Linked DNA regions of Homo sapiens: region 1 is linked to region 2. A link is an interaction called in ENCODE POLR2A ChIA-PET data of the cell type or tissue named here. Cell type or tissue: OCI-LY7. All regions are shown on one strand.

Region 1 (2,500 bases), 150 kb after region 2:
GAAAAACATTTCCCCTTGATTTCACAAAACATAAGAAAAATAAATAGGTACAACTGCTTTAGAAAATGGTTTGGCATTATCTACCTTAGAAAGATTGAAGCTACAAATACCTAATCATACCACTCATAGAATTATGTCATACAGATTTCTTATTCTTGTATAGGTATGTATCAGGTAACACTTACCAGGTTGCTCATACCAGCACTGTTTGCAGTAATCCAAAAAAATACAGGCAATGTGGCTGGGTATGGTGGCTCACACCTATAATCCAGCACTTTGGGAGCCCAAGGCAGGGGGATCACGAGGTCAAAAGATCGAGACCACTCTGGCCAACATGGTGAAACCCCATCTCTACTAAAAATACAAAAATTGGCTGGGCGTGGTGGCACATGCCTGTAATCCCAGCTACTCGGGAGGCTGAGGCAGGAGAATCACTTGAACTCGGGAGGTGGAGGTTGCAGTAAGCCAAGATCGGGCCACTGCATGCCAGCCTGGTGACACAGTGAGACTCCATCTCAAAAAAAAAAAAAAAAAGTACAGGCAACATATACCCATGTGCTGCATAACATTATTTTGGTCAATGGTAGACCACATATATACGATGGTGGTGCCATAAGATTATAATGGAGCTGAGAAATTCCAGTCACCTAGTGTTAATGCATTACTCATGTGTTTCTGGTGATGCTGGTGTAAACAAGCCTACTGCACTGCCAGTCATATAATACAGTACATACAATTATATACAGAACATAAGACTTGATAATGATAATAAATGACTATGCTACTGGTTTATGTATTTACTATACTATAAATTATTTTAGAATGTACTTTTGCTTGTTAAAAATAAAAGTAACTATATCCTTTGACTTCAAATAGTGGTGTCAAAAACAAAAAAAAAGTTAACTGTAAAATAGCTTCAGACAGGTCCTTCAGGAGGTACCCCAGAAGAAGGCATTGTTATAGGAGATGACAATTCCTTGCATGTTACTGCCCCTGAAAACTTTCTAGTGGGACAAGATGTGGAGGTAGAAGACAGTAATATTGATAATCCTGACCCTGTGTAGGTATAGGCTAATGTGTGCATGTCTTAGTTTTTAACAAAAAAGTGCCAGGAGCAGTGGCTCATGCCTGTAATCCCAGCACTTTGGGAGGGTGAGAAGGGTGGATCCTTGAGCCCAGGAGTTTGAGACCAGCCTGGGCCACATGGCAAAACCTGCTATCAAAAAAGATACAAAAGTTAGCCAGGTGTGGTGGTAGGCACCTGTAGTCCCAGCTACTGGTGAGGCTGAGGTGGGAGGATCCCTTGAGCCAAGGAGATGGAGGTTGCAGTGAGCCAAGACTGTGCCATATACTCTAGTCTGAATGACAGAGCAAGATCCTGTCTCCAAAAAAAAAAAGTTGAAAAAAAATTAAAAACAGAAAAAAAGCTTACAGAATAAGGATATAAAGAAAAAATATTTTTGTACAGTTGTACAATGTGTTTATGTTTTAAGCTGTTTTTACAAAAGAGTAAAGTATGCTAAGGTTAAGCTTCTACCTCCTGAGGTCAGGTGATCTCTTCCACCTCAGCCTTCTAGGTAGCTGGGATTACAGGCACGCAGCACCATGCCTGGCTAATTTTTTGTAGAGATGGGATTTTGCCATGTTGTCCAGGCTGGTCTCGAACTTCTGGGCTCAAGCTATCTGCCCACCTCGGCTTCCCAAAGTGCTGGGATTAAAATTTTTGCAATTGAGAAACTGCATAATGGTTTTAGTAGAAGAATGAGAGGGCAGTGTTGGTAGTGATAAGGTCAGGAGCTAGATGACTAAATAGGGAACCAAGTAAAGATGTAAGTACTTCCTCTTTCCCTCCTTATTGTAACACAAAAGGACAGTGATATAGTAACACAGGAACCAAAACATAATTTCATGAATAACAAATTTAAAATATTACAGATGATAAGCAATAGCAGCACTCAATCATATTCAAGCATACGGTGAAAAACCTCTTCCCAAGCTAGGAAATTCAGCTAGCTTTCTCAGCCCTCCAAGCTGCAGCTGCTACTGTGGCTAGAGATATGACATTTCCAATTATACCTACTCTGCATCTGACAAAGTACATGACAAACAAGTCAAAGGGATCCCAATCCAGAAGCTATTCTATTGGCCATGAGAGGGGAAAGGACTTTTCACAAAGCATTTCCACATTTCTCACCCTTCACTTTCCACTCTGTCTACCCCACTATTCTGAGTGAGATCCTTTAGAACAGTGGTCCCCAACCTTTTTGGCACCAGGGTCTGGTTTCCTGGAAGACAATTTTTCCAGACAGCAGTGGTGGGGGGATGTTTTAGGACATAACTGTTCCACCTCAGATCATCAGACATTAGATTCTCATAAGGAGCATGCAACCTAGATATCCCTCCCATGCACAGTTCACAACAGGGTTCCTGCTCCCATGAGAATCTAATGCCATTGCTGATCTGACAGGAGGTAGAGCTCACGCAGTAATGCTTGCTCCCC
Region 2 (2,500 bases):
TGATTAGGTAGAAGAATATCCACTGAAATTCTAGATTATCTAACTAAAATGTTAAAGTATAAATTGTTCCCATTTACAAGGTAAATGTCTTAGGATTAAGTTAGACTCTGTTTGAAAAGGGGCTATGTATTTTTTCATCGTGGTAAAGTATACCTAACATAAAAATGACAGGTTTTTTTTTTGTTTGTTTTTTGTTTTTCCCTGAGAGGGAGTCTTTCTCTGTCGCCCAGGCTGGAGTGCGGTGGTGCAATCTCTGCTCACTGCAACTTCTGCCTCTCTGGTTCAAGCAATTCTCCTGCCTCAGCCTCCTGAGTAGCTAGGATTACAGGCGTGCGCCACCATGCCCAGCTAATTCTTTTGTATTTTTAGTAGAGACGGGGTTTCACCATGTTGGCCAGGCTGGTCTCAAACTCCTGACCTCGTGGGTCTGCCTGCCTTGGCCTCCCAAAGTGCTGGGATTACAGGCATGAGTCACCGCGCCTGGCCAAATGGCAGTATTTTTTAAGACGGTATCTATCAACAATGATTCCTTAACTCTGCCAAGATAGTTCAGAGAAGCCAGTTGATGCTCATTTCTGATCAAACTCCTGCACATGTAGCTTTAAGAGATTCTTACCTGGTTACAACCTGATGTGTATAAGCTCTATTGGGGCTCCCAAAAGATTTGGCCAGGCCAAAATCTGCCAGTTTTAGAACTCCATTTTCATCTAGCAACAAGTTGTTTGGTTTCAGATCCTATATGACGGAAGTTTTAAACAAACAAATAAGCAGGGTAGGGGAGAACACTGTAGTGCTACATTTAGTTGGCATAACTTTAAACTTAGCAAAAACAAGGTAACACCTGAAATCTAAACAATCAATTTTTTTCCCACTGATATAAAATCCCATCAAAGCAAAATTGGATTGGTTATAATATATAACCTTGGTAAGGAACTTAATTTCACTAAGCCATAATTTACATACTTCATAGAGTTTCTGTGAGGATTAAATCTGATATTTTCTGTAGTCTAGTGTAATAACTGGCTCATAGTAGGCACTCAATAAATGGTTCCTACTATTAATAATAAATATGAACTTTCATAATATACGTTGTTAATGTATAAGAATGAGGATGACATTCTTCAAAATCCATGCTAAAAAGACATCAGCAATAACCTAAGAGGGATTCCAAACTTACGATATGAGAATTACTAGTTATAAATTATATATTCTTAGCTACTTATCTAAATAGCTAGGTAGCTAGCATCTACCTAGCTAAATTATCAGCTTTGTTCTAAAAGCTGAATGTTCCCACTATTTCATAAACTGTATTTTGTACCTTGAATTTTAGAGCTACAAGAAACATTACTTTTCTAGTATTTTGGCATTGTATGAGTTAATCCAAGACCATCTCTATATTTTTTTCCCCACAACAACATTGTAGCACAAAGAATACTGAACTTAAAGCCAAAAGACCTATGTTCTTTTTTTTTTTTTTGAGACAGGGTTTCACTCTGTCACCCAGACTAGAGTGCAGTGGTGAGGTCTCAGCTCACTGCAACCCCCACCTCCTGGGCTCAGGTGATCCCCCAACCTCAGCCTCCTGAGCAGCTGGGACTACAGGTGTGCACCACTGCACCCAGCTAATTTCTGTATTTTTTGTAGAGATGAGTTTTCACTATATTGCCCAGGCTGGTCTAGAACTCCTGGGCTCGAGATATCTACTTGCCTCAGCCTCCCAAAGTGCTGGCAACACAAAAGTGAGCCACCATGCCTGGGTCAAAACCTATGTTTTAATACTCTGTCCATTATCAGCAGCCAACCTTGAAAAAAAATATAACCATGGTCAGGTCACTTAGCAACTTAGCTCTTCATCTATTAAAAAATGAGGAGGCCGGGCGCAATGGCTCACGCCTGTAATCCCAGCACTTTGGGAGGCCAAGATGGGCAGATCACGAGGCCAGGAGATCGAGACCATTCTGGCTAACACGGTGAAACCCCGTCTCTACTAAAAAAATACAAAAAATTAGCTGGGCGTGGTGGCGGGCACCTGTGGTCCCAGCTACTCGGGAGGCTGAGGCAGGAGAATGGCATGAAACCAGGAGACGGAGCTTGCAGTGAGCAAGAGATCGCGCCACTGCACTCCAGCCTGGGTGACAGAGCAAGATTCCATCTCAAAAAAAAAAAAAAAAAAAAATGAGGGACTGGATCTCTTCCAGTTCTAAATTTCACAAAGTAATATGGAGTCCTTACAGCACCAACTGCTGGAACAAGTGAAGGGAATAATATATAGCAAAAAGATGGGATAAAACAGTCAGCTATAAATTCATTGTTAAACAATTTACATATTCAGACCACTATGTACCAAATTGGCTATATAAAACTTGACTAGTATAAAGAAGCAATATTAAAAACCTTACCCTATGTAGGATCCAATGTTGATGTAAATATTCTAATCCTTGAAGAGTCATCAACATGTAGGCTTTGATGTGTGATGGTGTCAGCACAAGACTATTATCCT

What was found. Peaks named below come from ENCODE experiments on the same cell type or tissue, not always from the same donor. Only the 100,000 strongest peaks of a DNase experiment are listed, where the experiment ranks them.
Region 1: POLR2A ChIA-PET joins it to region 2 with 7 read pairs; 7 of 35 experiments call an interaction of 5 or more read pairs at or near these places.

The regions. Positions count from the first base shown.
Region 1 is chr5:69,105,769-69,108,268 of GRCh38, reverse strand. The region is part of intron 4 of SLC30A5 (solute carrier family 30 member 5); the gene reads right to left. Among named protein-coding and RNA genes, the nearest start is that of SLC30A5, 13 kb to the right of the region's middle. In OCI-LY7, no CTCF peak of the experiment used is centred here; no DNase peak of the experiment used is centred here; H3K27ac peaks cover 773 bases.
Region 2 is chr5:69,258,053-69,260,552 of GRCh38, reverse strand. CDK7 (cyclin dependent kinase 7) reads right to left here. Exons shown (of 12, transcript NM_001799.4): 6 at 2,400-2,500; 7 at 617-735. Among named protein-coding and RNA genes, the nearest start is that of CDK7, 24 kb to the right of the region's middle. In OCI-LY7, no CTCF peak of the experiment used is centred here; no DNase peak of the experiment used is centred here.